Linked DNA regions of Homo sapiens: region 1 is linked to region 2. A link is a contact called in ENCODE Hi-C or POLR2A ChIA-PET data. All regions are on one chromosome and are shown on one strand. Each heading gives the region's core, a stretch centred on a gene start or an enhancer-like site at or near the end of the contact. The rest is flanking DNA. Distances are from core to core; before and after follow the strand shown.

What was found. A loop is a pair of places that touch in the nucleus more often than their neighbours do. ChIA-PET counts read pairs that join two places held with the same protein, here RNA polymerase II (POLR2A). Pooled maps may share reads with other maps.
Region 1: a loop to region 2 is called in a pooled map, with 6 times the contacts of the local background. The contact joins two enhancer-like sites. A Hi-C loop is called at or near these places in 7 of 50 pooled maps. POLR2A ChIA-PET finds 5 or more read pairs at or near these places in 2 of 52 experiments (CD8-positive, alpha-beta memory T cell and activated T-cell).

Annotation. Positions count from the first base shown.
Region 1 is chr7:3,091,012-3,097,530 of GRCh38, reverse strand. LOC105375130 (a long non-coding RNA gene) reads left to right here. Exons shown (of 2, transcript XR_007060191.1): 2 at 1,946-3,405. Among named protein-coding and RNA genes, the nearest start is that of CARD11, 50 kb to the right of the region's middle. Within about 2 kb of position 4,935, at least 9 of the 41 ENCODE cell types and tissues checked have a DNase peak (open chromatin) inside an H3K27ac peak, as active enhancers do.
Region 2 is chr7:2,768,160-2,775,331 of GRCh38, reverse strand. All of the region lies in intron 2 of GNA12 (G protein subunit alpha 12), which reads left to right. Among named protein-coding and RNA genes, the nearest start is that of GNA12, 73 kb to the left of the region's middle. RefSeq lists an enhancer at 2,356-2,405 and a silencer at 3,742-3,886. Within about 2 kb of position 1,616, at least 6 of the 41 ENCODE cell types and tissues checked have a DNase peak (open chromatin) inside an H3K27ac peak, as active enhancers do.

The sequences.
Region 1 (6,519 bases), core at 3,686-6,185, 320 kb before region 2:
TACAGGTGACCAACACTGAACTTACTTTGGGAAACACTGTTCTAGGGTAAGAGGTCTCATGTATTTTTGGTGGGGAGATCTTTTCATGACTGAAAGACTCAAAAGGCCATTTTTATCCTCTGCCGTTGCATATTCTTCTAGAAGAATGTTTCTGCTTCTGTGAGATGCAAAAAAGCAATGTTCAGATTTGTATTACCTTTATACGCAAATCATTTCACATCAGGAACGAATGCAGCACTTTCAAATTGGGAGTCACAAAAGCCTGCTGAAAGGTGTTTGTGGAGTGCAGGGTGGGAAGGTCCTTGTATTAGTTCATTTTCACACTGCTGATAAAGACATACCCAAGACTGAGTGATTCATAAAGACAAAGAGGTTTAACGGACTCAGTTCCACATGGCTGGGGAGGCCTCACAATCATGGCAGAAGGCAAAAGGCACGTCTTACATGGCAGCAAGCAAGAGAGAATGAGAACCAAGCAAAAGAGGTTCCCCCTTATAAAATCAGACCTCATGACACTGATTCACTACCATGAGAACAGTATGGGGGGAAACCGCCCCCACGATTCAATTATCTCCCGCCGGGTCCTCCCACAACACGTGAGAACGATGGGAGCTACAATTCAAGATGAGATTTGGGTGGGGACACAGCCAAAGCATATCAGTCCCTGTTGCTGGAATGCTGGCCGAGAATCCTGGGTTCATATCCCAGAACCACCAATGAGCTAGTTTCTCCCACAATAATCCTAGCCACTTCCTTGTCCAGATATTTTAAGATGAGAAAAAAAGAAGACTGATTCTTTCAGTGACCAAAATCCACCTGGGTGTACAGGCTACCATCTCTCTGGGGGGACTCGGAGGGGTTTTCTAGCTCTTTCCAGCCTCAGATCCCATCCCAGGAGTACACAGTAAAACCGGACATGGAGTAGGAGGAGGAACCCTGATGATATTCAGGAAAACCCCCTCCTGGTGAGCAGACCGTCTTCAATTCAGTAAACCGAAGACTGATCTTGTCACATTCAGATGTGTAATTAATGCCTGCTACATCGCGAAAAGCATCTATACCAGGTAGACAGTAATTTACTTTCCCATAAAACTTTAACACTTTTGCTAGAAACACTATTTTTTTTTTCACAACACATTGAAAGACTATTATCCAGGCAGCCTCTCTTTCGCAGGGACGTAGGGAGGGAAAATCTTTTAAGGGACTGGCATTCCATATTGGTACTTGAGCGTCTTGGCAGTGGGACGCATCGCCCTCTCACAGGGGTGACTGCCTGACTAATGAGGTCGCCCCCAGCAACATCCACATTTTAGACTGTATTGTGTGAGCTGCCCCAAATTGAGGTGATCTCCTGTCCAGACCAGGCTGTACTTTGGTTATTTACTTGCAATGAGATATCAAGAGACTGAAAGTGGTTTAAAAAAAAAACAAAAATCTCTTCCCTAATATATGGTGTATTATTATTATTATTATTATTATTATTATTATTATTTTGAGATGGAGTCTCACTCTGTTGCCGAGGCTGGAGTGCAATGGCACTATCTCGGCTCACTGCAACCTCAGCCTCCTGGGTTCAAGCGATTCTCCTGCTTCAGCCTCCTGAGTACCTGGGATTACAGGCATGCATAGCCACCCCTGGCTAATTTTGTATTTTTAGTAGAGACGGGGTTTCTCCATGTTGGTCAGGCTGGTCTTGAACTCCTGACATCAGGTGATCCGCCTGCCTCAGCCTCCCAAAGTGCTGGGATTACAGGCGTGAGCCAACACGCCAGGCGTTTCTGTTTGTTTGTTTGTTTTATTTTTAGTAGAGATGGGATTTCACCATGTTGGCCAGGCTTGTCTCAATCCTCTGACCTCAAGTGATCCACCTGCCTTGGCCTCCCAAAGTGCTGGAATTACAGGTGTGAGCCACTGTGCCTGGCCTCACATCTCCTCCTTTTAACAGGATAAACTAAACAGGCCTCAAGAATGTGACCTCCCACGCTCCTCCATGAACAGCTCTCTCCCTGCGTCCCAGCAACCAAAGACACTTGTTGATTTGGGAAAAACCCAGAGGAAGGATTCTGTCTGGATTTTCTGGTACCACTGACGCATTTTCACCCAGGCACATTCATCTGGTTCAAGACTGAATCTTTCCCTTTTTCATGAAACAGATTCTCCCCCTCTTTTAAGCCTCTGTGGGCTCCAGAATGAGTTGAACCGCTGTATCTTCTCATCACAGCGTTTCCCTCTTTGGACATGGGCTGAGACACACAGATTTCACGACTTCCTCTTTGGAGAAGGCATGAAAGGACCTGCAGCCACGGCCCCATACGTTTCAAGAGAGGCAAGGCTTTCACCCTCCGTGTCTTTCACAGCCATCCGCCCACAGCCTCTTAACTTCCTGACATTAAACAAAAACGAAACCGAGGTTTCCCTAATTGGGGATCATCATCAAGAATCTGTCATGGGGTCTCTTAGAAATTAATTCAACTCGATTGTTCTTCAGACCTCCGCTAAGGAGCCGGCGTGTTACTCTCGACACCAACTTGTCCCATCTTCATCCTATATTAGCTCCCTAACAGGGTTGCACGATCAGCTCCTAGGCTGCAAATTAGAAAAATGGGCGATGATTCCAGCAGCTACGCCTCGGCACTCTCACGCCGGATTACTGTGATGGTCTCCTTGCAAGGCTTCCGGATCTTTCTATGTGGGTTGAAATTGGTTCCAACTGTAACTTCCTGTTGATCTCCCACCCTGAATTCCCTCATTGATGCAACATTTTGTTAAAAAAGAACTTCACCGAATTACCCATTTCATGGAAATTGCAATAGGGTATTGACTTGTATAGTTAATGAAGCTTTCAAAAAAGCACTCCTGTAGCCATCATCTAAATGCCCCTCTGGCCACCAAAACTGTGCATGTAATTCACTGTAGTGAGGATTCCTGAGTCTCCCTAAGGGAGATCCAGTAGGATCAGTTCTGGGTGGGATCCGTCAGCAAACACAACCTATTGCCCGCCTCCTTCTGGTTTCCAGTCCCGGGGGGTAATTGATGTCTTAGTGCACACAGAGCCGGACCATGGAGCTAAGTAGATATGGGTTTCCAACTCATCCCGGCCACTTCCCAGGGGCATGTCCAGGGGCAAGTTAGTAACTCTCTTGAACCTCAGTTTCCTCATCTGCAGAGTGTGGATCATCACAAACCTACCTTCTGGGGTTGCTAGGGGATTAAAGGAGATAAGGAGCATAGCAGGGCTGGCCCTGTGCCTGCCTGGAGTGGGCACCAAGCTGACTTCGCTGGGGCTCTCCCGGCCCCACATACCTGCAATGGTTTTGCCTTTGGCTCGATGTCTGAAGCCTTTGCATTTCTGAAGGGAGTGATGTAAATCAAGCCATGCTTATGATTAAAAACATCCAACGTTCAGCTCAGTTGTTTGTCCTATTTTGGCAACATCCTATTCTTTTGTTGTTGCTGTTTTTGAGATAGGATCTTGCTCTGGGGCCCAGACTGGAGTGCAGTGGTACAATCATGGCTCACTGCAGCCTCAACCTCCTGGGCTCAAGTGATCCTCCTGCCTCAGCCTCCCGAGTAGCTGGGACTATAGGTGTTCACCACCATGCCTGGCTAGTTTTTTAATTTTAATAGAGATGAGGTCTCATTATGTTACCCAGACTGATTTCAAACACCCAGGCTCAAGTGATCCTCCCACCTCAGCCTTCCAAAGTGCTGCCATTACAGGTATGAGCCACCACACCTGGCCAACCTTCTCCTCTTATCTGTGGGAAACCTTGGGGCATTACTGAAGAAAAAATTGTGATGTCCAAATCCTGCACTGTACCCCAGTGCAAGGTGGTAGGTGTTGAAGTAGAAAATGATAAGACGTAAATCGTCAGCAAAAGCCAAAGAGAGAGGTAAAAAATGTATGAGCACTAAATGAATTGATTTTCATAAAATTAGCGTTATACTGTATAATAATGTTTCCCAATATAAAGTCTTTTTCATATTAATATTTATAACATTGTAAAGATTAAATCATACCTTTGTGATTATTTTAATTTTTTTTAACCTTATTCTGTTCCAAAGATAAAGCTTGGTTGTGTTTTTTGTGTGTGTGGGGGGGGGGTTTGGGTTTTTTTTGGCCTTTATCTTTAGAATGTTCTAGTGACATTCTGAATTCTTCCAACAGGGCGATATTGTTATTTTAATAATGGTTATGCACAACACATATAGGAATCTGTCATGGAGTTGGTGGGAATGAAAAGGCTACTTAGATACCCAGCTTGAAAAGCTTTCATGTTTTTATGTTTAATTTGCAACAATCTTCCTTCTTTGCACAGGAGGTGATACATTACTGAAATAGGAGATCAGGCCAGGTGCGGTGCCTCACGCCTATAATCCCCACACTTTGGGCAGCCAACGTGGGAGGATCACTTGAGCTTCAGAGTTTGAGACCAGCCTGAGCCACATAGCAAGACCCCCCTTTTCTACAAAAAAAAAAAAAAAAATTAAAAATTAGCCGAGCATGGTGGCATGCATCTGTGGTCTCAGCTACTCAGGAGGCTAAGGCAGGAGGATTGCTTGAGCCCGGGAGGTAGAGGCTGCAGTGAGCTATGATTGAACCACTGCACTCCAGCGTGGGCAACAGAGCAAGACCTTGCTCTAAAAAATTAAAAAAAAAAAAATAGGAAGGAAGAAAATAGGAAATCAACCAATGCAGCTCTCACCACCTCCTACATCCGGTTCTGGGGTTCTGGGTGGTGGGGCGCCTGCGTCCTGCTGTAGGGTCAGGACAAACAGGCATGGCTGCACAGCTGTGCTCCCCCTGGCTGGCTCCCGCAGGCTCCCAATGCCTTTGGGAGGTCAGCCTCTCAAGCTGAGTGCCCAGAAACTACACAAACCCCAACAGGCCGTGCAGGAAATGAGACCCACAGCCACGTCACCAGCCTCATTTTTGCAAGCTGATGGAGGTGGGGAAACCCTACCCTTCTTCCTTTAGCAGCAATAGCTTTTCTTTTTTTTTTTTTTATCATGCTTTTTTTTTCATACTTACCAATATTTTTAAGTTTGAGCTTCATTTCAAATTTTTGACCTGAGTAATGATGCCATGCACACAGTTTGCCCAATCTTTCCCCAGCTACCTCTTGGGTCCTATATTAGTATGCTGGGCCTGCCACGACAAAGTACCACAAACAGGGCAACTTAAACAACAGAAATGTATGGCCTCATGGGGCTGGAGGCCAGAGGTCCAAGATCAAGGTGTTGGTAGGGTTGGTTCCTTCTGGGGGCAGAGAACCTGCCCCAGGCCTCTCCCCAGCTCCCGGTGGTTCTCCACAATCTGCAGTGATCCTCGACTTGTAGACGCATCCCTCTGATCTCCACCTTCATCCTCACGTGTGCTCTCCTGTGTGTCTGTGTCCAAATTTCCCTTTTCATGAAGACACTAGTCATCTTGGTTTAGGGCCCACCCTAAGAACCTCATCTTGACTTGATTATCTGCAAAGACCCTGTTTCCAAATAAGATGGCATTTGCAGGCATTGGGGGTTAGGACATGATCTTTTGGAGGTTTAACATCGTTTGTGGGGACATGATTTAGCCCTGACAGGCGCCCTCCTTGCCTGGGTCTCTTCCGTCACCACCCAGTGCAGGCCGTGAGCTCGCTCCATCTGACTTAGAGAGCCCATCCCCTCCTCCACTCTGTACTGTCTCTGATCCCTTCTCCTGCCGGAGGGTGGAGGGGTGGGTGCCCCAGGAAGCAGACTCAGAGAGGGAGGAGACTGTGCAGGAGATCTGTCAAGGGGTTCTCTTAGGACTGGCATCCGGGGAAGGGAAAAGTACAGAATTAGGCAGGAAGGATATTGAGCTTTGAGGCAGCCTCCGTGAAGGCTTCAGACAACCCTGAAGGGAATCTGGAAATGGGGTGGGGAGACCCTCAGAGCTGAGTCTGGGCCTTTTTACCCCTCGTTGATCATGCATCAGCTGCTGGCTGTCCTGGAATGGAGTATGCCTCAGAGCCAGCACGTTCCCCACAGCCACTATCCCTGAAGGATGGGGAGCCGGGACTTTCTGCCAGCAGCCCTCCCACCACCCAGGGACTAGGCCTTCATTTCTGCAGGGCCATGTGGTGGGGGCAGTCCAGCCCCCTGCGAGCAGCCAGGGTGGCCTTTATTTTTATTTTTTTAAGATAGGGTTTCTCTCTTGTCGCCCAGGCTGGAGTGCAGGGGCAGGATTGTAGCTCACTGAAGCCTTGAACTCCCGGGTTCAAGCAATTCTCCCACCTCAGCCTCCTGAGTAGCTGGGACTACAGGTGTGTACCTTCACGCCTGGCTAATTATTTTTTGTAGAGCTGGGGTCTCACTGTTTTGCCCAGACTGTTCTCGAACTCATGGCCTCAAGTGATTCTCCTGACTCAGCTTCCCAAAGTGCTGGGATTACAGGCATGAGCCACCAGGCATGCCCCAGCTGGTCTTTCTAAAACACAAATTTGACCAAGTTACTCCCTTTACATCCTTCAGGGGTTCCCATTACTCTTAGGATAA
Region 2 (7,172 bases), core at 367-2,866:
CTTCCCATCAACTTAATATGACCGTATCTAACCCTAAATGAGGCTGCAAAATTAAAAGCAGCATACTAGCACCAGAGAAAGGATATCTTAAGCCTATTCAAATCAAACCTCAACACCCTGGAAGCTGGCGCAGCGGCTGCCTACAGAAAGGAGAGCTAGGGAGCTGAGACACTGGTTTCTCTAGCGTCCTCCTCCCCTGTTACGAATTTGGTACTCTGTGCATGTATTGTCTATCCAAAAACTTGAAAGATGTTAGTCATCCTCAGTAGAGGGGAAGTAACTCATCACATAGTGAAAAGTCCAAATTGTTTAACTCTTTAAGCCACGTCTGGTGCCACCAAATTGGGAAGGGATGTCGGTAAATTAAATTGTGCAATTCATACTCTTTTGAGAATATTATTAATATTGACTCTCATATCTTGACTGCCTGCTGTGCCAACCACTGTGCATGAGTCAACCCAACCCCAGGTAAGAAGGTGGCTCAGTAACACAGATAGCTGCGTAAATATGTGACAGTGTTTAAAAGGGGGGAAAAACAAGTACCCTGGGCTTTGTACTTATGTTTATTCTTAGACGTGCCTGATTTTATTTACCTTTGAAAGAAGTTATATAAAAAGGAAGACAAACCTGTAAGTGCAAAAGGAATGAAGATTCAGTGACACGTGTTGACTGTAGGTTCTCAAACCTTGTACTTTTTTTGACCCTTATATCATTAAAGCATTCGACACATTAGCAACCTGGACCCCCCCTTTGCCTCGGCAAGCCCATCTCCTGCTCCCCTCCTCTCTGTCACTGCTGCAGGCGCACTGGCCTTCCTGCTGCTCCCTGCACACTCAGGGCCTCCCAGCGCCATCAGGGCCCTTGTGCTTGCTGTTCCTTCTGCCTGGAATGCACTTCCTCCTTTATCTCATCAAGGTTTTGACTCAGATGTTATCTTCATGAAATCTTACCTGACAATCTTGATTAAAGTCAAAACCGCACCCACCACTACCTATTACCTTTCCCTATTTCATTTAAAAAATGTTTTTATTGGAGAATTACATATATATACACACATATATATGCATGCATGTGTGTATATATGCATATACATGTATAGAAATAAAAGTGCATCTATATTAACTCAGTTTTCACAAACTGAGCAGATTGTGTGACCTGCCGCCAGCTCAGGAAACAATGACCTGTGCCCCAGAACCCCTTTCATCTTCACACCACCTTCTGCTCTCCAGAAGTAACCAGTTCTGACCGTGAACACCAGCTGTTCTGTAGAATGGGTATTTCTGCGTTGCTGCTTCATCTGTGGCCTCACACGGTATTTACTCCTGTGTTACTGGCTCCTTCTCGTCGCCATTTCGTTTTGTGCGGTTCTTCCAATTCTGCGGCACGTTCTTCCTTGTTGCTGCATGGTAATTCCATTTTGTGAATGTCCCGCAATTTAGTTCCCTGCCCTCCTGGTGATGGGCGTCCGGGTAGACGCCAGCTCAGCGTCATTACAAAAATGTTACTGTAGGTATTCAAGAACCTGTCTTTTGGTGAAGAGATGTAGGCATTTCCCTCAGGGCTGTCCAGGGGTGGACTTGCTGGGGCATCCAGGTGTGCCTGGGTTCAGTGTTCATGGATTTTTCACAGTGTTTGTATTTGTGCTCTACCAGCAGAGGCCAAGTTCCCATTACTCCACCTCATCACCAGTGCTTGTCCTCTTTTTCAAATAGCCATTCTGGTGGCCGTGTAGAGGTATCTCATTCTGGTTTTGTTTGTTTGTTTATTTTTGAGACTGAGTCTCACTCTGTCGCCCTGGCTGGAGTGCAGTGGTGTGATTTTGGCTCACTGCAGCCTCTGCCTCCCGGGTTCAAGCAATTCTCCTGCCTCAGCCTCCCGAGTAGCTGGGATTACAGATGCCCACCACCACGCCTGGCTAATTTTTGTATTTTAGTAGAGAAGGGGTTTTGCCATGTTGGCCAGGCTGGTCTCAAACTCCCAACCTCAGGTGATCACCCATGTCGGCCTCCCAAAGTGCTGGGATTACAGGCGTGAGCCACCGCCCCCAGCCTTGTTTATTTGTTTTAATTGAAGTATAATTTCTGTGTGCAAAATGCACAAATCTTAGGTGTATACAACACAATGAGATTTACGTATGTATCTACTCACACAGCCACCACCCACGTGAAAGAACATTTCAGCATCCAAGAAAGTCCCTCCCGCTGCTTCCCCATTGATACCACTCCTCCTGGTGACCACGCTAGTTTCACTTCCATCACTGTAGATTAGTGTTTTGCCTGTTTTTGAAGTTTGTTTAAATGGAATCGTTTAGCTGGCTTCTTTGCTTAATGACTGAGAGATTCATCTGTGTTGCTACGTGGATTGGTATTTTCTTCTTTTTTCTTTATAGCCTTCCATTAAATGAATACACCATAATTTATTTCTTCTCCTGTTCACAGACATGGTGTTTGTTTCTCGTTTTTGGCTACTGTGAGTAAAGCTGCTTTGAACATTCTTGGACAGGTCTCTTAATGGATATATGCACTGATTTCTCTTGGAAATATACCTAGGAGTGGGATTGCTGGGTTTGCCAACTATTTCTCCAAACTGGCCGTACTGGTTTATAGTCTCTCCAGCAGTGTGGGACAGTTAGTCCACGTTCTAACCAACACTTGGCATTGTCCTCTTGATTTTAAGCCTCCTGGTGGGTATCAATTGATGTTTTACTTTGCATTTCTAAGTAAGAACTTTCCTGACTAAATAAGTTTGGCACCTTTTTCTTTTTTTTTTTTTGAGATGGAGTCTCACTCTGTTGCCCAGGCTGGAGTGCAGTGGTGCGATCTTGGCTCACTGCAAGCTCCGCCTCCTGGGTTCACGCCATTCTCCTGCCTCAGCCTCCCAAGTAGCTGGGACTACAGGTGCCCACCACCACGCCCGGCTAATTTTTTGCATTTTTAGTAGAGACGGGTTTCACCATTTTAGCCAGGATGGTCTCGAGCTCCTGACCTCGTGATCCGCCTGCCTCTGCCTCCCCAAGTGCTGGGATTACAGGCGTGAGCCACTGCACCCAGCATGTTTGGCACCTTTTGTACATCTGTTGGCCAGTGGGATATCCTCTTCTATAACAGGTTTGTGCAAATCTTTTGCCCTGTTGGGTTGTTGGTCATTTTCTTGGGAATTCTCGATATGAGTCCTTTGTCAGATTATCCGGAATATGTAAAGAACTCTCAAAACTCAAGAAAACAATTTTTTTAAAAGGACAAAAGATTTGAACAAAGAAGAGATTCCTGAAGCAAATAACACATGAAAAGATGCTCAGTCGACGTCATCAGTCATGACACACATGCAGTTGAACACCGTGGTGAGACACCACATGCTCTCCTAGGAGGCTGCCCTTTGGAAGGCGACCACCCAAGGCACAGTGAGGGCGGGGGTGGGAACTCAGGCTCTCACACACCCCTGGTAGAAATGTGAAATGGTACTCCTGCTTTGGAAAAGCGGGGCACTTTCTTAAAAGTTAAACATACAATTATCACATGAGCTAGCCCTTCCACATGTAGATATTTACCAAAGAGAAGTGAAAATATTTGTCCACACAAAGACTTGCACACACATGTTTATGGCAGCTGAACATTGGGAACGTGGCCATCAACAAGCAGATGGATGAACAGACTGGGGTGCACCCTTCTGTGGGGATACTGCTCAGCCAGGAAAGGGAGCACCTGGTAACCTGCAGCATATGGGCGAATCTGGAAAGAATTGTGCCAAGTGCAGGAGGCCACACAAAGAAGGGAGTGTCCTCTAAGATCTGACTTACATGAGAATCTAGAATATGCAGACCAACATGGAGGGATAGATGCCGACCACGGGTTGCCTGGGCAGGAAGGGAGTGCAGGGGAGGGGAAGGGCTGATAAGGCCACAGTGGGAGTTGTTTGGGTGTTTGCTCATGATCTTGGCTGTTATGATGGTCCCACAGCTGTATGCATATGTCAGAAGTCATCAGACTGGGCAAGTTCACTATGTGCGGTTTCGTTTTTTTGGTTTTTTGGTTTTTTTTGAGTGGCAGGGAGTCTTGCTCTGTCGCCCAGGCTGAAGTACAGTGGCGACATGTCAGCTCACGGCAACCTCCACCTCCCAGGTTCAAGCGATTCTCCTGCCCCGGCCTCCCGAGTAGCTGGGATTATAGGTGCCTGCCACCTCACCTGGCTAATTTTTGTATTTTTAGTAGAGACGAGGTTTCGCCATGTTGGTCAGGCTGGTCTTGAACTCCTAACTTCAAGTGATCCACCCACCTCAGCCTCCCAAAGTGCTGGGATTACAGGTGTGAGCCACGGCGCCTGGCCTTTTCTTTGATTTTAATAATTTGGTTTACTAAGTCTGTTCCCTGTCCATTTGCTCTGCAAGGAGTCATCAGAGCCTGGCGCTTGCAGTACCCCCAGGTCCACGTTTAGATGATCTTAAAACATTGCCATAATCTTGCACGATGGCCTTGCACTTAGGCAGTGCCAGTATTCCTATGGTATACAGTGAAGGGGCATTCGGTTTCAGTAACTCTGATTTGTAATCGTCCTACGTGGAAACACAAAGCAACAAGCACAGGATCCCATTAGCTCTGCTGCCCAGTGAAGCATCCATGTTGCTTTGTTTTTGTTTGTTCTTTTTCTTTCTTTCTTTCTGTGTGTTGTTTTGTTTTGTTTTGTTGTTGTTATTGTTGTTGAGATGGAGTCTCACTATGTGGCCCAGGCTGGAGCTCAGTGGCTTTTCACAGGCACGCTTATCGTAGCTCACTGCATCCTCAAACTCCTGGGCTCAAGAGATTTCCCCCACTTCAGCCTCCTGGGTAGCTGAGACTACAGGTGTGCACCACCACGCCTAGCTAACTCTAACTTAATCTAATGCCAACTCCAATGGACAAGCATTGCCCTGTCACAAGCCTAGCTGAACTATGTCAGAATTGAACTCTTTGAGCTTGATATGGTTCTAGAGGCTATTGAGCCTCAATTTGAGCCTAAATTTAAAATTGTGTGATCATTTAATTTAATTTCCAAACGGGACATGTTTATAAATAAAACAAGACCCTATTAAACAATTTTGCCAAGATGATTGACTCAAATTGGGACTCTCCAGGGCAAGTGGGGCATATGGTTATCCTGTTTATAGTATATTATGGCAGTGAACCTCAGTAAAGTCATACATTGTAGGTTTGTTTATTTGTTGCTATCTATGCAGTTGAATAATGTTGAGGATATATTTTATTTTCCTCACAGTACCAGGCCAGTCTATAGCTTGAATTGAATCTTAGCTCTGCATGTCACTATGATCTATTTTATTGTAACTTCCTATTATAAACCTTTAATTTTATAAAAGCAATTTTGAAAAAGTACTTGCCCCCCCATGATTTAAAAAAACAAAAACACTTAGACTTAAAATGTAATGACATATCACTTTTCACCCATCAAATTCAGAAAAAAATTCAATTGATAATATCCAGTGTGTTAAGGGTATAAAGAAGTGGGTATCTTAAACCCTTGTTCATTAGGATATAAATTGGTACAACCTTTTTGGGAGAGAATTTGGCCAGAGCTGTGTTTTTTTTGTTTGTTTGTTTTTGTTTTTTCTGAGACAGAGTCTCACTCTCTCACCCAGGCTGGAGTGCGGTGGTGCGATCTCGGCTCACTGCAAGCTCCACCTCCCGGGTTCGTGCCATTGTCCTGCCTCAGCCTCCTGAGTAGCTGGGACTATAGGCGCCTGCCACCACGCCCGGCTAATTTTTTGTATTTTTTTTAATAGAGACGGGGTTTCACCGTGTTGGCCAGGATGGTCTCAATCTCCTGACCTCGTGATCCGCCGACCTCGGCCTCCCAAAGTGCTGGGATTACAGACATGAGCCACCGTGCCCAGCCGGCCAGAGCTGTTTTAAAAAATTAATATGGATACTCTTTGACCTAGCTGTTCTATTTACAGATACCTAGCTTACAGACATAATTATACATGTCCCAGAAGTGGTGTGCATGAGGATGGTTTCTGCAATGTTGATGGTAGTAGCAGAAATTAAAACTACGTAAATACCTGCCAGTGATGCTGTTTAAGTAGAATACCAGATGGCTATTAGAAGGAATGAAGGTCCACACAGAAACAGCTCTAAGGTGGCTGGGCATGGTGGCTCACGCCTGTAATCCCAGCACTTTGGGAGGCCAAGACGGTTGGATCACTTGAGGTTAGGAGTTCGAGACCAGCCTGGCTACCATGGTGAAACCTTGTCTCTACTAAAAATACAAAAATTAGCTGGGTGTGGTGGTGCACACCTGTAATCCCAGCTACTCAGGAGGCTGAGGCAGGAGAACTGCTTGAACCCAGGAGGTGGAGGGAGCCGAGATCAGCCCGGACAACGGAGCGAGACTCCATCTCAAAGAAAAGGAAATATATCTAAGGCATGGTAAGGGTAAAAACCAACTTGGAAAACAATCAATGTGTAGTAGTTTATCCCATTTATATAAACCAAACAAATCATTAAAGTGTAGATTTCTCCACATACAATATACACATATTAAATACAGAAACAAAGGTAGAAAAGTGTATGCCAAGTTGATAACAGTGATTAATAGTTGTGGGAATGAGTGGGAATGAACTCTCCTTTATCCATAGGTTTACTGTTTTTTTTTTTGTTTTGTTTTGTTTTTTTTTTACCTTGAGAGCATATTCACCTGTTACCTAATTTTATAACTGAATTAATTTTCTAAATGTACGTAACTGCATTATAACCATTTTGAAAGAAAACTTATTAGCATTAGGTTTTACTCTAACCTTTGTTTTCCTGAGTGTTACATCCATGATTTTAAGGGCATGTCTCAGGACTCTAGGATGTGATTTCATTTCACGCAGTCCTCGAATGCAGTTAGTGTTTTTCTGAGTTCTCTGAAGCAGAGAAATACTAGGAAAAACGTAGCTTGCTAAGCCAGGACCTCAAAAAGGAAGGCTACTGATCTTCACTGGATGAAGTGACATGACTTTGAAGCTGAGAGATCCAGGTTTGAATTAGCAATTCCTTAGTCACTACATTTGCTGTATTTAAACTTGGAAAACAGAAACCATTTCCGATCACTTATTTGGCAGCAAAACCTAATCTAACTCAATTTGGACTTGTTTAGTAGCAAAGCCTGGCCTCACATACCCGTGGCCATTTATAGTCTCC